3 separate regions of the Homo sapiens genome follow, and regions 1 and 3 are each linked to region 2. A link is a loop called in an ENCODE intact Hi-C map of the cell type or tissue named here. Cell type or tissue: CD4-positive, alpha-beta T cell. All regions are shown on one strand. Each heading gives the region's core, and the rest is flanking DNA. Links, peaks and the distances in the headings are about the cores only. Region 1 overlaps CDC42EP1 (CDC42 effector protein 1). Region 2 holds the start of LOC107985576 (a long non-coding RNA gene). Region 3 overlaps CYTH4 (cytohesin 4).

Region 1 (6,617 bases), core at 687-5,686, 300 kb after region 2:
GTCTGCTCCCTCCTGGCTTCGCTGCGTGGCAGAGATTTTAATGCACAGAGAAGGGAGGTGACTTACTCAGTTACTCAGCAGGAGGCAGTGTAGCCTGGGGCTCCAGGGCTCTGGGATGTGGGGCCTGTTTCACCATTTCTTACTACGTAGCCTCAGGCAAGTTACGTCACTTTGTGCCTCAGTTTCCCCTCTCTAATCTCATGCTGCCCTCAGGAGTAATGTTTTTGTTGTTGTTGTTGTTTGTGAGACGGAGTCTCGCTCTGTCGCACAGGCTGGAGTGCAGTGGCGCAATCTCGGCTCACTGCAACCTCTGCCTCCCGGGTTCAAGCAATTCTCCTGCCTCAGGCTCCTGAGTAGCTGGGATTACAGGCGCCCGCCACTACGCCCAGCTAATTTTTTGTATTTCTGGTAGAGACGGGGTTTCACCATGTTGGCCAGGCTGGTCTCTAATTCCTGACCTCGTGATCCACCCGCCTTGGCCTCCCAAAGTGCTGGGAATACAGGCGTGAGCCACCGCGCCCAGCCCCTCAGGAGTATTGTATGGGTTTAAACGATGAGGCGGGTGAGGTCTTGGCACTTAGTAAGTGCTTCATAAGTGGGCCCTGCAGAATAAGTGCTTTCTTTTTTTTTTCCTTTTTTTTTTTTTTTTTTTTGAGACAAGGTCTTGCTCTGTCTCCCAGACTGGAGTGCAGTGACACAATCATGGCTCATTGCAGCCTTGACCTCCTAGGCTCAAAGGATCCTCCCTTCTTAGCCTCCTGAGTAGCTAGGACCACAGGCATACACCACCACACCCAACTAATTTTTTTAAAATTTTTTTGTAAAAACCAGGTCTCATTATGTTGCTCAGACTTAGAATGAGTGAATGAGTGCTTCTATTTTTTCCTGATACATGGCTTAAGTGTATAGCTCAATGAATTATTTGTCCCCTATTCAGTCAGTACCTGCTCAGAGGCTGCCATCATTCTGATTGCTAATAGCATCAATTGGTTTTGCCTGTTACTGAACTTCCTTGTTTTTTTTTTTTTTTTTTTTTTTTTTTTTGAGACGGAATGTTGCTCTTGTTGCCGAGGCTGGAGTGCCGTGATGTGATCTTGGCTCACTGCAACCTCTGCCTCCAAGGTTCAAGTGATTCTCCTGCCACAGCTTCCTGGGTAGCTGGGATTACAGGTGCGCACCACCACGTCCGGCTAAGTTTTGTATTTTTAGTAGAGACGGGGTTTCTCTATGTTGGCCAGGCTGGTCTCGAACTCCTGACCTCAGGTGAGCCACCCACCTCAACCTCCCGAAGTGCTGGGATTACCAGCATGAGCCACCGCACCCGGCTGTGTTCTTGAACTTTCTATACACAGACTCACTTGGGTCCCCGTGTGCCTAGCTTCTGCCCCGCGTCAGTTGGAGGCCTCCATCCGTGTAGTTGGGTGTGATCATCTATCCTCTTCAGCTGCTAATGTTTGGACCCCGGATTTCCTCCTCTGTCGCGGGCCTGCCGTCACCGCCCATTCTGTCTTCCTTCCAGGTCTCCACCTCTGGGCAGGAGAGTTGCCGACCACCTCGGGGGTGCTTTCTCTGCGCTTGAACATCTATAGCTGCTTCTGAGGGGCTGGGAGCCGGGCCCCTGGGAGAGACGAGCCATGAACCCCCCACAGCCTCTGCATTTGGGGACCTCACCTTAGGAGAGTGCCATTTACAGCTTCCGCCAGGGCAAAGGAGCTGAGCAGCCATCCCAAGCCCAGCCCACCTCCCTCCCCCGGCCCCTGGTAGGCATGGACTAGCAGCTGTGAGCAGCCAGAGCTGATGCCCGGCCCCCAGGGGGGCAGAGGCGCCGCCACCATGAGCCTGGGCAAGCTCTCGCCTGTGGGCTGGGTGTCCAGTTCACAGGGAAAGAGGCGGCTGACTGCAGACATGATCAGCCACCCACTCGGGGACTTCCGCCACACCATGCATGTGGGCCGTGGCGGGGATGTCTTCGGGGACACGTCCTTCCTCAGCAACCACGGTGGCAGCTCCGGGAGCACCCATCGCTCACCCCGCAGCTTCCTGGCCAAGAAGCTGCAGCTGGTGCGGAGGGTGGGGGCGCCCCCCCGGAGGATGGCATCTCCCCCTGCACCCTCCCCGGCTCCACCGGCCATCTCCCCCATCATCAAGAACGCCATCTCCCTGCCCCAGCTCAACCAGGCCGCCTACGACAGCCTCGTGGTTGGCAAGCTCAGCTTCGACAGCAGCCCCACCAGCTCCACGGACGGCCACTCCAGCTACGGTGAGGGCCTGGGCCATCTTGGCCCACTTTTCAGAGGCTGAGGCTGAGGCCCAGAGGGGTTCAGTGGCTCCTCCAAGCTCCAAGTGAGCTCCAAGTGACCACAGAGGTCAGGCCCAGACCCCACATCATGGATGGGGAGGGGGTGCAGTGGTGGGAACAAGCTGACTCCCCAAAACACCTGAGGTTGAGAGTGAGGAGGTGGAGTTTGAATTCTAGCTGCCCCTCACTTGCTGTGTGACCTGGGCAAGCACATCCCCCTCTCTGGGCCTTAGCTGAACCAGTCACCCACCCATTCTTGCCCCCTTCAACCAAAGCCTTCCCCTCATGTCGGAATGATATCATGGAGAGGTGAAGGGCCTGGGCTCTAGATTCCAATCCAGTTCTGCCTGAATTTCAGGAAGTCAGTTGACCTCTATAAGTTCAAGTCCTCGCCTGGATAATGAGTCTCTCGGGGTCATTGCTAAGATTCAGTGCCAGGAGAGGCGCAGGGGGGCTGATACTTAGTAGGTGCTCAGGACACTGGAGCTGTTGTTATCTGAACTTGGTTTCCTGTAACTCGACAAATTTGGGAAACCACTCACAGGAACCGCAAGCCACAGGCCTTCCTGCCCAGCCAGAAGTGCCACCTTGGCCGTTCGGTCAGAGCTCACCTGAGAACCATGGGCCCCTGCTGCCACCTGGTGGCCACTCCCTGCCTTGCGGGAGTGGCTCTAACACCCCTGCCCCAGGCGGCTGCTCAGAACCGCACTGAGGACTGGTCCACAGAAACCCGATTCTGTCTCAGGTCTGTAGTCCTGGAAGCAGGGGCTGGACATGTCTGTCCTTCATTTCTATACAGTCAGACCCTGATTGCTGGTCCCATCCTGTGTCCACAAACCAGCTCACGTGCTATGGGTTCACCTGCAGCCATCGGCCAGCGTCATGGCAGGGAGCCGGTGGCCATGGCTGAGGTCACAGTTGGGACTGAGAGGAGATTTGAGCTCCAGACTTGATTCCACCTCGTCAGACTTCTATGGCCTTGGGCTAGCTCCTTCGCCCCATCCCAAACTGAGCCTCACTTTCCCCATCTGCATAATGGAAATGAGGATAATGATGATTTTCAGCTTTCGGGGTAGACAGGAAGATCACACAGGTGACCATGGAGTGTATTCTATTGGAAAGATGGGAGAAACCGAGGCCAGAGAGGGGAGGGACTAGCCAGAGGCCACACAGCAAGCCAGGACTGGTCCTGTCTCCCCTCCTGAATTCCTGGTGAGGGACCCCAGCTCTGAGCCCACTGCCCATTTCTCTTCTAGGCCTGGACTCTGGGTTCTGCACCATCTCCCGCCTGCCCCGCTCGGAAAAGCCGCATGACCGAGACCGGGATGGTTCCTTCCCCTCTGAGCCCGGGCTTCGCCGCTCTGACTCTCTCTTGTCCTTCCGCCTGGACCTCGACCTTGGGCCCTCACTCCTCAGCGAGCTGCTAGGGGTCATGAGCCTCCCAGAAGCCCCTGCAGCTGAGACTCCAGCCCCCGCTGCAAACCCCCCAGCCCCTACTGCAAACCCCACGGGTCCTGCTGCAAACCCCCCAGCCACTACTGCAAACCCCCCAGCGCCTGCTGCAAACCCCTCAGCACCTGCCGCAACCCCCACGGGTCCTGCTGCAAATCCCCCAGCCCCTGCCGCAAGCTCCACACCCCATGGACACTGTCCCAATGGGGTAACAGCTGGGTTGGGCCCAGTGGCTGAGGTGAAGTCCAGCCCAGTGGGAGGGGGTCCCCGAGGACCTGCTGGCCCTGCCCTCGGCAGGCACTGGGGAGCAGGCTGGGATGGCGGCCACCACTACCCAGAGATGGATGCGCGGCAGGAGCGGGTGGAGGTGCTGCCCCAAGCCCGGGCCTCCTGGGAGAGCCTGGACGAAGAGTGGAGGGCGCCCCAGGCAGGCAGCAGGACCCCAGTGCCCAGCACAGTGCAAGCAAACACCTTTGAATTTGCGGATGCTGAGGAGGATGATGAGGTCAAGGTGTGAGGGGCTGGGGCACGGTCCCAGGGCCCCACCTAGGTGCAGAGCCGGCCCCTCACCTAACAGCTGGTTCCTACCAGACCGGAGAGGGGAGAAGTCATGTTGCCCCTAAACCCCTCCCCACCTCTGCAGGACAGACATGGGAGGGAGGACAGGGAAGGCCAGGCTTGCTCTGGGACTTTTATGCTCCCAGAGGCCCTGCCAAACTGACCACCTCCCCCGACTGCCACTCTGGACCTAATAGCTGTTCCTTAGGCCCCACTCCATGCCACCCCCACCAGCTGGAGGACCCAGCCTCACAGTGTGTCCTTTGTGCCAGACCAAGCGGCCCGTGGGGGGTGGGGGGCAGGGAGTGTACCACACAGGGCCATTGTCTCACCTCCCAAAGGGACCGCCTGCCCCCAGCTCATCCCAGAGCGTCCCTGCTGCAACCCTGACAGCCGTCTCCCAGGCCGCTTCCCCAACATCCCCGCCCCAGCCTCCCTCTTACCCCAGAAAGGTCAGGTATGACCTCCCGGGGAGGAATCCCACCTGCCTGTATACCCCAGACTTGCCTCTGGGGCCTGATTAAATAAGGCTGTTTTGATAAAAGGTGTCCTGCAAGATGCTTGGGGACCTGGGACAACAGCATCAGCTCTGTCTGCTTCAGTCCCCTCCCCTCCAGGGAGTTTAGAAAGCCAAGGATCCCCCATCAAGGCCCCCAGCAGGGAAGGGAAGTGGACGCGCCAAGGGGAGGGTAATGAGTAACCAGGCTGGAACGCCCCTGAGATAAGAGGCCCAGGTGGGAGCCCTTATCTGCAGTTCCGGGAACAGCCCCTGGCCCAGGTGCCTGGGACTCGTGTCTGCCCCATAATCCCACAGGGCAGCATGGCATTTGCTCTGGCGATAGTGGGGGCAAGTAGACAGAAGCAAGTGCGTAGGACTGTTGGGAGCATGTCTCAGCCTCCCAACATGGCAGCCGGGTGTCCTCATATCTGTTTCCTCCTCAGTATTATGAAAATGCCAGGAGCATTAAAATGCACGGAAAGAGAAATGCCCTCCTTAGGTATCGGAAGACCGGTTAAATTTAGCCACAAACAGCTAACGTGAGGTGGTGCACTCCCTGTCACTACAGGTATGCAACCAGAGGATGTGTGGCAGGAGGCAGGATCACTACGGGACCTCAGGATCCCTGAGAGCAGGACATTCTGGATCATGGGGTGCCTTCATTCAGAGGTCCTCAGACCAGGGGTATCCCATGTTTTTGTAAACTTGAGGGACCCAAGAGAGAAAGGAGTCACAAGCCACAGTTCTTGCCACAGGAAGACTCGATAAAAACAGATTATTTTGTTTGCTTTTAGCCCTGGGGCAGGAACTGCAGGTAGGGATAGGGGAACACACCCAAGCTCTGTTGATCCTGGTGTGACTCGGAAGAAGAACCAGGACAGAGAATCTCGGCTGGAAGTCTTTTATTCTTTTAACTTGAAAGAGGACATGTTGAACCCGCCCCTTACGCTCAGGTAGCTCAGGTGGCTGTGACCCAGCCTGTTGGGAAAAGTCAGCTCGTGCCCATCTGGCAGCTTCACCTTGAATTTGTCACTCTCAAAGGTCACTGTGAACTGTGGGGAGGGAGGGTGTCAAGGAGGCAGGAGGCCCTGGAAATGGGCCAGGGCAGTGCCTGATGGCTCAAACAAGGCCAGCACCTGTGTCCAGGCCAGGCTCTCTTCCATCTGGGCCCTCCCCTTGACATCACCCCAGTGCCCTTTCCCCCTTTGACCTCACCTTGACCTCTGACCCTGGGCTGAAGCACAGGTGATCTTCCCGTTGTTCTTGCCCCCAGTTGCTGCCGTCCAATGAGTTGCAGACAATGGTGGATTCGCTGAAGCGAGGGTTGAAATGCAGGTTCAGCTTGTCTGTCCCCTGGCCCAGATTAATTACAAAGCTGCAGGAGAAGGGGTAGCAGGTGAGGTTCAGGGCTCAGGCCTGGATAAAGCAGCTTGGGTTGGAGGACCTTGGTTGACCACAAGCTGGAAGAATCAAAGCTTGTGTTAGTTGAGATCTGTGCCTTAAAACAAGGGAGGTAACAACCTGCTCAGACTTAGCACTGTGGTAGCACATTCCATTTGGAGCAGGGATCACGCTGTTGAGAGAAGGGTAACTGATAGTGACAGCTTCGGGAATTGGGGGTGGCTCTCCTGGGAGAGAGAAATGCTATCTCTTAGATATCTGAAGACCTATTAAATTTAGCCACCAGCAGCCAACCTAAGGTGGTGAGCTCCCTGTCACTATGGGTGTGCAACCGGGGTTGTATGACTTCTTGGCAAGATCACTACAGGAGCCTGGGCTAGACCTGCAGGGTTCCTGAAAGTGGGGCAT
Region 2 (6,617 bases), core at 792-5,791:
TTTGAATCCAGGAGGCAGAGACTACAGTGAGCCCAGATCGTGCCATTGCACTCCAGCCTGGGAGACAGAGCGAGACTCTGTCTCAAAAAAAAAAAAAAAAAAAAAAGAAGAAGAAGAAAAAAGAGGTGATTCAGGTAGAGTGAGGTCATGAGAGTGGACCCTCACCCAATATGCCTGGTGTGCATATAAGAAGAGGAGATTAGGACACAGACACGCACAGAGGGAAGCCCATGTGGGGACACAGGGAGAAGACGGCCACCATTAGCCAAGGGGAGCCCTCAGAAGAAACAACCCTGCTGACACCTTGATCTTGGACTTCCAGACTCCAGAACTGTGAAAAAGTACATTCCTGTTGTTGAAGCCTCCCGATCTGTGGTCCTTTGACATGGCAGCCCTGGAGAATTAATACAGGTGCTAACGGCTCCCACAATGGATGGCCCTACACCACCACTCCAGTGAAAATGCTCCCTTGAGGCTCACCTACGTATGACGTCCAGGTTTCTAAATCCAACGGTCACTTCTTGGTCCTTGTATCAGTCATGTTTCAGTGTAAGGACTAGAAGCCACATTAGGTATCTTAAGCAGAAAGAGATTGAACATAGGAAATTCAGCACCTACAACATCATAAGATGTACTCAGGGAGCGTGCTCCAGGGCCAGTTTCCAGAAATGACTCCCAGGACACCACAGAACTGACCAAGAGGGGCTGCCACCGAGGCCACAGCCAGGAAGGTGAGGAGTCAGGGGCCACCTCTAAACCCCCCACTGTGGCTGCCACCCAGGGGTTAGGATGCTACCACCACTGCTGTACCCGAATCTTGAGCCTCAGGAAGTCAGAGTCCAGATACTACGACACAGGGTCCAGCACTGCGTCCTCTGCTGCAACTGCTTATTGACACCCACAAGGTCACTTGCCAGCAATGACTGCCAAGAGCAGCAAGAAGACAGCTGCTTTCCAAATCTCATGGGAGCAAATCCCATTGGTAGGATCTAATTCACATCCAGAATCATAGCTGCAAGGGATCCGGGAGGAAGGGTGGCTTTAGCTTGCTAGCCTCTGCAGTATAGGAGGGTGAGGCGGGGTAGAATGGAAGGTGAGTGAGTCGACCTGGGCCCTAGCCCACTCCTACCCTGCCTCTCTGCATCACTTGGCTAGGGCCACTCCCTCCCCTTTTCAATATTTTTCCAGTTGTCTCCTTGCACTGGTTTGGGCTCCTCTGTCTCACTCCATGTGTCAGCACACTCATACTCCACTGCAGACAAGCAGCAGGGCTTGCTCGGGCAGGGCTTTGTTGATCTCACTCAGCAGGGTGTCAGGAGGCAGCCTGGGACTGGAGCTGCAGCCCAGCAGTGCCATCAGAAACCTGGGCCCTTCTGTGTTTTGGTCCCATCACCCTCAGCACTTGCTCTGCCCCTCATGCTTACCGTTGAGAGCTGCAAGTTGGCTGCACCTGCCAGCCTCACACCCACTTTCCAAGCAGCAGGGAAGGGGGCCAAACACTGCCTTCTCCTCATGAGAATTTCCTTTTATTCAGGAAGGGCCACCCTCTCCAGGGACCCTGGTTGGCCAGAAAGGTCACATGGCCATCCTTGGCTGCAAAGGAGGCTGGGAAATAACAATTTAGGTTTCAGACTCTGTAGTTAGTAGAGGAAGGAGAGCTGGAGAGGGATTGAGAATAGCTGTTGAGTGAGCCTACTTTTTAATATTTGTCATAGCCATAAAGGGAATTAGCTGGCTCACGTAACCAAGTTGTCTGGGCTTCCAGCATTGATGATGCAGAGGCCCATATGATACCATCCAGCCTCAATAGCTGTTGTTGCACATCTCCCCACTCACCTTCCTCTGCTGTGGCTTCATTCTTAGGATCCTTCTGGTACTTAGAACTCCAGATTCACATCATCTTCCCAGCTGGACATCACAACTGGAAAGGAGTTTTCTTTGTCTAGTTGTTCCAGCAAAAGTCCCAGGACTGAATCTCACTGGACTTACTCAGGTCACCAAACCACTCTTGAACGAGTTGCCATAGCCAGGCAATGGAATACCAGCTGGACCTCTGTTCCATGGGTCACGTGAGTCCTGGGCCCAAGCCCAGGTACTAAGAAAGGAATAAACTCCCCCGCTCAATGGAAAGAGGAGCACAGAATTTGCAGCCATCGGCTGGGCACAGTGGCTCAGCACTTTGGGAGGCCAAGGCGGGCGGATCACTTGAGGTCAGGAGTTTGAAACCAGCCTGGCCAACACGGTGAAACCCTGTCTCTACTAAAAATACAAAAAATTAGCCAGGCATGGTGGCACATGCCTGTAGTCTTACCTACTTGGGAGGCTGAGGCAGGAGAATGGCTTGAACCCGGGAGGTGGAGGTTGCAGTGAGCCGAGATCATGCCATTGCATTCCAGCCTGGGCGGCAGAGCGAGACTCCATCTCAAAAAAAAAAAAAAAAAAGAATTTGCAGCCATCATTAACCTACTGCCCACTAAGCTGGCTCAGCCCCCTGTAGAAACAGCACCATCACCCGCCAGTCTCCCAGGCTGGAAACCTCAAAGTCATCCTTCACTCTGCTCACCTTCACCCTCGATTTTTCACCAGGACCAGTCAGTTTCAGTATCTAATTACCTCTCACAAAGGTCCCTCACACCCCAGATCCTCTGTACCCCCAACCATCAGCACCCCTGGCCTGGGCCTTTGTAACAGCCTCCTAAGAGGCCTGTCTGCATTTAATCTGTCCATCAAGTCCTTCCTTCACATGACAGCCAGAGTGACCTTTCTAAACTGCAAATCAGGGCTCACCTTGGTTCCCGGTTCTCAGGTCTCCACCATCTGGCATGTGACCCAGAGGGAGTGAGGACACCTCTCCAAGGCTCAGCCTCACTCATAGGCAAGGCAGGCTCATAACAGAATCTCAAAGGGTTGTACTGAGGAGCACTTGGGACAAGGCATCTGGCACAAGAGACATTTCCCACCAAGGAGGGTTTCTTTCTTACCTATTGCCAATCTGAAAAAAATAAGAAGAGTAAATGGTGTTCTGGCATTCAGAGCCTCTCACCACCTGGCTCCCATTTCTCTTTTTTTTTTTTTTTTTGAGACAGAGTCTTACTCTGTGGCCCAGGCTGGAGTGCAGTGGTGAGATGTCAGCTCACTGCAACGTCCACCTCCCAGGTTCAAGCGATTCTCCTGCCTCAACCTCCCAAGTAGCTGAGATTACAGGCATGTGCCACCACACCCGACTAATTTTTGTATTTTTAGTAAGGACTAGGTTTCACCATGTTGGCCAGGCTGGTCTCAAACTCTTGACCTCAGATGATCCGCTGGCCTCGGCCTCTCAAAGCGCTGGGATTACAGGCGTGGGCACCTGGCCCATTTCTCCTTTGAGGTTCATCCCCCCTGCTTCCCGCTAAAGCCACACGCATACACTCACTCAGCGTTAAGTGCGTGCTCCTGCCCACCAGTGTACACAGAGGTCGCCCAGTCTCCACCTCTGTGGCTTGCACATGCTGTCCCCACCACCCGGTGCCCTTCCCTCTTCCAAGCCAGCTCTCCTAACCCAACCCCTACACCTGACAACCCCTTCCCCAGTTCTCCCCATGTGGAATCCATCCTTACCACTCCCGTTCATACTGTTTCAAGAACTCGTTACGTGTCAGCGGAATCATCCTGGATTGGATTGCCTCCCCCATGTGACGGGCTCCTAGGGGTCCAGCCCTGTTCCCGGCCAGAATCCAGCCCCACGGATACCTGGGTATTGGGGCTGAAGGACCCTCAGAGGTCCCCTCGTTCACAGGGGAGCCCCAGGCGGTGGGTTCTCTGAGTGCCATCCCCGCGGCGACCACGCAGGGGAGCCCGCGGGCTGGCTTTGGTCACCTAGGAAACCGACGAGGGGTGGGGCAAGGAGGGCCAGACCCCTGCCCCGACTCTGGTCTGGCTCCTCCTGTGGGCCTCGGCTCTGGAGAGCTGAGAGACCCCAGGCCCACTTCCCTCGGCCACTCGTGGCCGTGCTCTGTGCTGACTGCCTTACATGGATTATTTCATTACATTCTGCAAAACTTCCCTTGTTTGAAAAAATGAAACAAAAACAACCTTCCCTTGAGGGAGGCGTCGTCACTAACCCCGGTTTTTTTGTTTTTGTTTTCTGTTTTTCGTTTTGTTTTTGAGACGGAGTCTCACTCCATCACTCAGACTGGAGTGCAGTGGTGCGATCTCGGCTCACTGCAACCTCCACCTCCCGAGTTCAAGCGATTCTCCTGTCTCAGCCTCCTGAGTAGCTGGGATTACAGGCGCCTGCCACCATGCCCGGCTAATTTTTGTATTTTTAGCAGAGACAGGGTTTCACCTTGTTGGTCAGGCTGGTCTCGAACTCCTGATCTCAGGTGATCCACCCACCTCGGCCTCCCAAAGTGCTGGAATTACAGGCATGAGCCACCGCACCTGGTCACTAACCCTGTTTTACAGAAAAGGAAGCTGAGGCCCAGAGAGGGAAGCTCACTATAGCGGGGCAGCCAGCAGTAACGGGGAGGAGCTGGCCATGTCTGCCCAGCTTGGTGGCCTGATCTCAGGCCTGAGCCCCTCTGTGCGGGTCTCGCACTGGGTGCCTCCCAGAGCTTTCTAGGGTTTTTGGTGGCCTTTTAAAAAACTTTTCTGTAGGGCTTCATTTGTGTTGTTTTAATTGTAGTGAAATATACATAACAGAAAATGTACCATTTTTACCATTTGAAGTGTAAAGTTCAGTGACATTAAGTACATTCACAATGTGCAACTTTTTTAAGGTTGCAAAACTGAAACTCTAGCCCTACCCGGAGCAATTGGGCAAGTGAAAGAAAAAAATGGCATCCAAACTGGAAAGCAGGAAGTAAAATTGTCCCTTTTTGCAGATGACATCATCTTATATTTACAAAAACCCAAACACTCCATTCAAAAATGGTTAGGACTAATAAATTCAGTGAAGTTGCAAGACGCAAAATCAACATACAAAAATCAGAAGTGTTTCTTTACACCGGTAGGAAGCAACTTGAAAAAGAAAAAAGCAATCCCATTTATAATAGCTGCAAAAAAAAAAAAAAAACCACACTTACGAATAATTTTTTTTTTGAGACAGAGTCTCGTTCTGTTGCCCAGGCTGGAGTGCAATGGTGCGATCTCGGCTCACTGCAAGCTCCACCTCCCGGGTTCACGCCATTCTCCTGCCTCAGCCTCCCGAGTAGCTGGGACAGCAGATGCCCGCCATGACACCTGGCTAATTTTTTTTTTTTTTTTTTGTATTTTTAGTAGAGACGGGGTTTCACCGTGTTAGCCAGGATGGTCTCTATCTCCTGACCTCGTGATCCACCCGCCTCGGCTTTCCAAAGTGCTGGGATTACAGGCGTGAGCCACCATGCCCAGCCATGAATAAATTTAACCTAAGAGGGAAAAGATCTCTATGATGAAAATTATAAAACACTGATGAGAGAAACTGAAGAGGACACAAAAACATGGAAAAATAACCCATGTTCATGGATTGGAAGAATTAATATTGTTAAAATGTCCATACCACACAAAGGGATCTACAGATTCAATATAATCTTTACCAAAATATCAATGACATTCATCACAGAAATAGAAAAAAAAAATCCTAAAATCTGTATGCAATCTGTATGGACAAAGCATTCAGGGCCTTTGAGCAAAAGGAAGAAAGCTGGAGGCATCACACTACCTGACTTCAAAACATACCACCAGGCTATAGTAACCAAAACAGCATGGTACTGGCATAAAAGTAGACACATAGGCCAGGTGCAGTGGCTCACAGCTGTATTCCCAGCACTTTGGGAGGCTGAGGCAGGAGTTCACTTGAGGTCAGAGTTCAAGACCAGCCTGGCCAACAAGGTGAAACCCCGTCTCTACTAAAACTACAAAAATTAGCCAACCATGGTGGCTTTTGCCTGTATTCCCAGCTACTTGGGAGGCTGAGGTGGGAGGATCGCTTGAACCCGGGAGGTGGAGATTGCAGTGAGCGGAGATGGCGCTGCTGCACTCCAGCCTGGGCAAGAAGTAAGACTCTGTCTCAGAAAACAAAAACAAAAACAAAAATGGACACATAGACCAATGGAACAGAATAGAAAACCCAGATATAAATCCACGTATTTACAGCCAAATGGTTTTTTACAAAGGCACCAAGAATATACACTGAGGAAAGGACAGTCTCTTCAGTAAGTGGACCAGGAAAATTGGATATCAGCATGCAGAAGAAGGAACCTAGACCCCTGTCTCCCACCACACACAAAAATCAGCTCAAAATGGATTAAAGACATAAATGTAAGACTCGAAACTAGGAAAGTACTAGAAGAAAGCATAGAGAAAATGCCTCAGGACATTGGTCTGGACAAAGTGTTTTTTTTTTTTATAAGACCTCGAAAGCACAGGCAACAAAAGCAAAAATAGACAAATGGGGAATGCAACAAGCCAAAAACATCTGCATGGCAAAGGAAACAATCCACAGAGAGAAGAGGCAACCTATAGAATGGGAGGGAATATTTGCAAACTATCCACCCAACAAAGAATTAATGTCCAGAACACAGAAGGAGCTCAAATAACTCAACAGGAAGAAAAAAAAATACAATTTTTAAATGGGCAAAAGACTTGAATAGACA
Region 3 (6,617 bases), core at 631-5,630, 50 kb after region 2:
CCTGAAATCTCTCCTCCCACTCATTCTAGAGCCAGCATCACCCGTGTCCCCTTCTACGACCTGGTCTCTACTCGGAAGAAGAAGATTGCCAGCAAGCAGTGAGATTCCTGGAGGTGGCACTGGGGGCTGGTCACCCTGAGAGTCCCATCGCCTGCAGCACCTGGAGACCCACCTCCCACCCCAGTGCACTCTTTTGGGCCACAGACATCATTGCTGTTCCCCGTTACCTCGAGCTGACTCTAGAGGGGAAGGCAGAGCTCAGGAGGGTGGGTGGGAGCTGCAGTGGGCTCAGAGTCCAGCAATGAGGCCCCCTGGCCTGGGCACCCAGCTGCAGGCCCCTGCCCTACGTGCACTACAGGAAGGGGTGAGGAGAGCAGCCAGAGGAAAACCAGCCCCAGAATGCTGCAACTTCTCTTCTCTCTGGACTTCGGTGTCCTCGGCTCTGAAGGCGCTCTCTGCACTTAGATGCTGTCAGCCCTCAACGTAGGAGGGGCCGTGGGGTCCCTAAGTGATTCTTCTCCCTGGCAAGGCTCTTCCTTTTCAGGGATATCTCTGCCAACCCCTCCCCTGTCCTCGGGTTGGGCTTGGCCCTCTCTGCCTGAGAGAGCTCAGCACACACACAGCTCAGACCCACGGACAGGACCCCGGGACAGAACCCCGGGAGCACTGCCCTAGGAGCCCGGACCCCACGAGCTCAGTCCCAGCTCTGCCTCTGACTCGCTGTGTGCCCTCTGCCAAGTCATGCCCATTCTCTAGTTCTTGCAAAACTGCAGTGTTTGGACTAGAAACGTATTGGCCCCTGCTAGCCCTGTGCTCCAGCTTCCAGCTGGAGATGGCAGCCGTTGTTTGCGGAGCCCAGGCTGACTCCGGATTCAACGTTGCTGGGGAGAGAAAAGCAGTATAGACTCCACCTTCCAGGATGTCCATTTCGGGGAGAGGAGCAGGTGGGACCCTCAAGAAAATGACGGAGAACATCCCAGACAGATGGGACTCAAGCAGGATGGGTGCTATATCCAAGAAGCCAAGAAGGGAGAGTTTCGTGCACTGTGGTTAACAGGAGGGCTGCCTGGAGGCAGTGGCTGAGCCAGAAAGTAACACAGAGCTCATGCTTGGAGAGAGAGAGTCTTGGCCATGGCTTTCCTGCAAGACCACTGACGAGCAGTCCCATGGTGATAAAGGGCAGCCCGGCGGGTCCCAGCATCTCGAGACCCTCTGCAGAAGTATTATCAGAGTAGAGCTGACTTCCAGTACCCGGGCAGCCAGCTCTGTCTCCAGGGAGGCCTGGCCTGGAGGAGGAGTCCACTAACAGGAAACACTTCTCACCCCCTCACACAGGCCCAGGGGAGCCCCTGGAGGGAAATTCCTTGGCAGGGGAACAGGAAATGTGGCCGCCTCTGCCCCACTGCCAGCCTGAGTGGGCAAGGAAGCAGGTGGATCCCCCAGAAGGAACCGCAGCTCGCGAGGCACCTCTCCTCGTCCCCACCCACCCCCACATTTGCACACCTTCCACAGGGTCAGGATGGAGTAGCTGCCTTGCGAGGTGGTGAGACTCCTGTCTCTGGAGGTCTGCAAGCACTGGTAGTGATATTGCAGCAGACAAGGTCTGGGTTGGGCGTCTGCAGGAGGACACCTTGTGGGACATCTGAGGACATCCGCAGATTCTTGTCAGCCTGTGAACTAGGCCCTGCCTCTGTCACCTCATTGGTCCATGAAGGAGCAGCCAGGGGTGGTGGAAGGAGCACTGGGCTAGGGGTCAGGGGTCAGAGATTCTGTCCTGCTCCTGGGATGCACTGGCTACTCCCTTAGTCTACTCCCTTCCCCTCTCTGGTCCTCAGCTTCCTCCATCATGGAGGAGATGGGATCATGGATTTTCTGGGCATAAGTGGCTGTTCTGGGAGTCATTCCAAAGAGAGAATAAAACTCCTGATCCAACTCGTGAGTGGGCTCTGTCCTCTCTGTGACTGCGGCTGCCACCTTGACCCCACCGGGCCCTCCACCTCCGTCCCTTTCCCAGTGGAGGGCAGGAGGGCCAGGCAGGGAGGCTGGTCACTCAGAGGGCCCTACGACCCCATCCCCGGAACACTGGCACAGGAGCCATCCCCAGGGGCTGGACAGCCAATGGGGCTTCCACAGAGCAGGTGCAGGCAAGCTGGTTCTGACAAGCCCAGGGAAAGGCAAAAGGACTTTCCAGCAGGCAATGCTGTCTAACGATAGAAAGAGCCGCTGCCGGTCAGGCGTGGTGGCTCACGCCTGTAATCCCAACACTCTGGGAGGCCGACGTGGGAGGATCACTTGAGGTCAGGAGTTCGAGACCAGCCTGGCCAACATGGTGAAATCCCGTCTCTATTAAAAATACAAAAATTAGCTGGGCGTGGTGGTGGGTGCCTATAGTCCCAGCTACTCAGGAGGCTGAGGCAGGAGAATTGCTTGAACCTGGGAGGCGGAGGTGTCATTGAGCCCAGATGGTGCCACTGCACTCCAGCCTGGGTGACAGAGCAAGACTCCATCTCAAAAGAAAAAAAGAGCCAGGCGTGGTGGCTCACGCCTGTAATCCCAGCACTTTGGGAGGCTAAGGCGGGCAGATCACCTGAAGTTAGGAGTTCGAGACCAGGCTGGCCAACCTGGTGAGACCCCCCGTCTAAAAATACAAAAAATTAGCCAGGCGTGGTGGTGCAAGCCTGTAATCCCAGCTACTTGGGAGGCTGAGGCAGGAAAATTGCTTGAATCTGGGAGGTAGAGGTTGCAGTGAGCCGAGATCATGCCACTGCACTCTAGCCTGGGCAACAGAGTGAGACTCTGTCTCAAAATAAAAAGAAAGGAAGGAAGGAAGGAGCGGGGAGGGAGAGAGACAGACAGACAGACAGACAGAAAGAGAGAGAGAGAAAGAGCCTGCTGCCACGGGAGGTGAGTAGAATGTTCCCCGTTGCTGGAGGAGTGCAAGCACTGCTGCTCCAAGGATCACTTGGTGGGTAACGGAGGAGCTTGAATTCAATAACCTTCATTTATTTGTACATCCCACAAATGTTTATGGAGCACCTACGTTGTGCCAGGCACTGTCCCAGACACTGGTACAACAAGGCCGAATCCCTGCCTGCATGGGGCTCACATCCCTGCAGTACTGAACACACGCTGTTCCAGAGGACGCAGAGCAGGCAGTGGAGGGCTGGGCTGGGCTGGGCTGGGCAGAGGGCAATCCGGGGAGGCTTCTCTGAGGAGGGTGCTCAAGTATTGGCAGCCAGGCTGGGGACAGGACACGCACCTGATAATGCAGTGAGCTCACTTCATGTCTGCCCCACACTGAACTGTGAGCTCCTTGTGGGCCAGACCTTGCACATACTCAGAGTGCCCAGCACACAATAGGTGCACAATAACTGCTAGTTCACCTGAAGTTAACTGATAAAAGGCCCTCTGGGTCTCAGCATCAGCAGGTGCAAATGTCCAGAGGCCTAGAGAGCTATGAGAACGTTGGTGCCTCCAGGAGATGCAGGAGTACCTGGAGAGGCCACATCACAAGCCAGGAGCATGGAGAGCTGGGCTCTGACTCACTGGCCCCCTGAGTCTCTCCAGGGCATGTCTGCTCACCTTCCTGCCATTCTGCCACTCCTCACTCTGGTCAGCAGGGGGCTCCCACCACACGTGGATAAGAGGTTTCAACGCTGCAGTCAGAATGGCTGGACTGGCTGCACAGGGCTGGACAGGGCTGGACGGGGCTGGACAGGGCTGACTGGCTGTCCCTTGCAGGGACGGGGTCTCTGTCCGGAGTAGAGCCCTGGCCTGGACGTCCTAAAGGGGGAGACATCTGGTCTATCAGGGCCCAAGGGCTCGAGCAGCCCAGTAGACACCCATGGACACAAACAAGCATGGGCCTCCCCGCCACTCGTGCTGGGCACAGTCACCCCTGCTGGGGCTGGCATTGGGCCTGGCACTGGGAGATTCGCGCACTCTTGCTTTCTGGCTGTGGGGCCCCGAACGAGTTGCTTACCCTCTCTGGTTGGAATTTTCCTCCCTGAGAGGTTGGGCCAGGTGAGTTCCATGATGCAAACCTTGAAGGGAGACTTCCACATGCAACAGGCACCGCTGCAACACAGCTCCTGCCCTGGAAGGGATGGCGGGGGAGGAAGATGAGCAGGTACCACGAAAGCCATTACTGTGTCAGGGCACGGGGCGGGGGGGTGACGTAGCCGTCAGAGCCACCCAGAGGGCCATGGTGAAGGCTCACCTCTACCCTGTGCCTTAAGCAGGTTTCCTAAGCTCTCTGAGCCTCAGGTTTCCCATCTATAAAATGGAAATAATTAAATATATGTAAAATGCTAACAACAGCGTTAGGCAGCTCCTGGGACGTTACATGCTACTATTATTATGGTCACAAGGCAGACTGTGGGCATGCATTCATGGAGCTACAAAAACATGGAATTGGGGCCATTTGAGGGGGAAAGATTCATGTGGGCAGTGGGGTAGTGGGGGAGATCTGGGAAGACTTCTTGGAAGAGGTGTGCTCAGGAAAGATAAGCCAAGTGGAGGTCTGAGCCTTCCAGCCAGTGGGGCCAGTAGGAGACAGGACAAGGAGGGCAGGTCGAGGCAAGGTATTTCTGGAACTCCCCTGGGCCCCAAACACAAGCCCCAGTGAGTCAAAAGAATGCAAGGTTGAGGGAGGCTGGGTGCTGGCTGGGACTGAGCTGCGTGCACAGTGCAGGATCCTTGCAGCTCTGGGGCTGCAGCTTTGGCCGCATGAAGCTCTGAGGGGGCATTCAGTAATGTGGCTGCTGAACGGAGACATCCCAGCCTGAGGGAGGACTAGCTTGGCACAGAAGGCTCTGGGTTGGAATAGGCCAGGGCAGCGGGGCTTGGAGAAGGCAGAGTGGGCCCCTGCCAGGTACCTGGGGAGGAGGAGCCCCTCCATCTTGAAGCCTGGCACACAGAGCTGCCAGGGGACAGGAGATGGGGGCAGGCAGCCCGAGTCGAGTGGCAGGTATGAAAGACCTGGAGAAATTGATTTATTAGGGACATAAAAGGAGCTAAATATGTTTGCCGGCTCAGTGATGACTCAGGCCTTCCCCAGGGGTCTGCAAGTGTGAGCATCAAAGACAGGCCTGCTCCCACCAGGACACTGCAGGCTCCAGACCCTCCTTCCCTTCAATGGGAGGACCACCTCCTACCCCAAGTGTCCTGAGAGCCTGGCCTCTGAGGGGCACCAGAGACCCAGCCACTCACTCCTGCATGCCTCCCAACTCTCCAGACTGCACCCAGAATGGCTGAAGAATGAAGCCAGAGAGTGACACACATCTGGGTCAAAATCCTGGCCTTGCCCCAAACTGCCATGTGATCCTGGCCCAGTGGGGACCCTCTCTGGACCGTCCCCGCGAGCCAGCCCCACCTCCCTCCCTGTCTGGCAATGTTGTCCCATCCCTTTTGGCTTCTTCCTGACAGCACAGCCTCCTCTGCCCAAGATCCAACAACCACCCTCCAGGAGAAAAGCCAGACTCCACAGGGCCTCTTTGGGGAGAACATGCTCTTCCCGTGGTGGTTCCAGGCCGGGCGCTGGGCTCTGGAGAAACGTGGGCGAATCTGGTCTGCAGGCAGGGCCGGCGGAGGAGGATGAAGTGACCTCGCTATGGGGACAGCGTTGGGAGCGACGGTAAGGATGAGGGAAGAGGGGCTGTGGGGCCTGGGGAGACTGGAGCACGGAGCCCCCACACAGGAGTTTGGCACATTTGAGAAGCGGTGAATTCTTTGGTGGGCCTGGAGGAGGCCTGCCTAGAACAGCTGGACTTGGAATGCAACAGAAGCGGAGACACACTGGCCAGCCTGCGTGGGTGACTTTACCAGGACGGTGACGGGGAGCCAGGAAAGGGTTCAAAGCAGGAGAGAGACGGCTGGAAGCCGTCTGGGGATAGCCCCTAGGATCGACCACTCAAGGGATGGATTAAGGAGGCTAGGTGGGCCACAGGGGGCTGGAGGAGGTGAGGGAGGAACAGAGCGGTCGCTGGACAGGAGGAAAGAGGCTTGATGGGCCTCCGGGGCTAAGACTTGTGGGAGGTGACAGCATTCCCCGAAACAGCCCAGCGAAGGGCAGGTGTGGGGAAGGAGTCGGGCGGAGGGGAGGTGAACAGGTCACACTGCGTCAGAGGGGCAGCAGGACCTCCCCGTGGACACCTTCAGCTGCGAGTTAGACAAGAGTCCTGGGCTCAGCAGAAAGCCCTTCCCACCTCCTCTTCCGCACCCTCTCACCCTCTTATCTCCTCCTCCTCTCCCCACTCCCACCTCTCCCACTTGCCCCTCCCTCCCCTGTCTGCCCGATTCCGCCCCCTCCCCTTTCTTGGCCATTTAGTCTTGGCTCAGTGGTGTGTACTGGCAGGCACCTGGGTCCTGGGGTCCACCTGCAGGCCTGGGTTCCAATCCCAGTGTGTGGGTTCTTAACAGCACGTGACCCTCAAAAGTAACCCACAAAGACCCAGGTTTGCCCTGGACACCCCGGCCCACCCCCACCATGCCCAGCATCAGTATGTCATGGCCAAAGCCGCCAACCATGGAGCACTCGCTAAGGCCAGCGCCTCCCACTACATGCTGTCTTCCAACCTTCCAGCACTCCCTAAGCAGGCGTGACTATCCCCATTTTA

Evidence for each region. Hi-C counts contacts between places; a loop is a spot of excess contacts. Peaks named below come from ENCODE experiments on the same cell type or tissue, not always from the same donor. Only the 100,000 strongest peaks of a DNase experiment are listed, where the experiment ranks them.
Region 1: it touches region 2 in a loop (5-fold over the local background); 6 of 110 quality-filtered maps call a loop at or near these places.
Region 3: a loop joins it to region 2, with 4 times the contacts of the local background. A loop is called at or near these places in 24 of 110 quality-filtered maps.

The regions. Positions count from the first base shown.
Region 1 is chr22:37,564,553-37,571,169 of GRCh38, forward strand. CDC42EP1 (CDC42 effector protein 1) reads left to right here. Exons shown (of 3, transcript NM_152243.3): 2 at 1,520-2,260; 3 at 3,556-4,853. The coding sequence starts at 1,798. The coding sequence ends at 4,268. LGALS2 (galectin 2) reads right to left here. Exons shown (of 4, transcript NM_006498.3): 3 at 6,024-6,183; 4 at 5,696-5,860. The coding sequence ends at 5,711. Among named protein-coding and RNA genes, the nearest start is that of CDC42EP1, 7.4 kb to the left of the region's middle. RefSeq lists enhancers at 3,272-3,923, 4,890-5,184, 4,932-5,076, 5,413-5,921, 6,561-6,617 and a cis regulatory region at 4,998-5,011. In CD4-positive, alpha-beta T cell, for the core only: CTCF peaks have their summits at 2,939 (motif pointing left) and 3,138; DNase peaks (open chromatin) are centred at 1,999 and 2,899; H3K4me3 peaks cover 1,206 bases; H3K27me3 peaks cover 279 bases.
Region 2 is chr22:37,263,380-37,269,996 of GRCh38, forward strand. It overlaps LOC107985576 (a long non-coding RNA gene), which reads right to left and starts at 2,178. Exons shown (of 3, transcript XR_001755534.1): 1 at 1,425-2,178; 2 at 481-576. RefSeq lists enhancers at 3,899-3,958, 3,979-4,168. In CD4-positive, alpha-beta T cell, for the core only: CTCF peaks have their summits at 3,834 and 4,039; DNase peaks (open chromatin) are centred at 3,872 and 4,812; H3K4me3 peaks cover 967 bases; H3K27ac peaks cover 549 bases.
Region 3 is chr22:37,313,410-37,320,026 of GRCh38, forward strand. It overlaps CYTH4 (cytohesin 4), which reads left to right. Exons shown (of 13, transcript NM_013385.5): 13 at 30-1,932. The coding sequence ends at 102. LOC105373024 (a long non-coding RNA gene) reads right to left here. Exons shown (of 4, transcript XR_938232.3): 2 at 3,983-4,096. Among named protein-coding and RNA genes, the nearest start is that of CYTH4, 34 kb to the left of the region's middle. RefSeq lists an enhancer at 4,525-5,382. In CD4-positive, alpha-beta T cell, for the core only: CTCF peaks have their summits at 3,628 (motif pointing right) and 3,833; DNase peaks (open chromatin) are centred at 1,402 and 3,622; H3K27ac peaks cover 1,164 bases.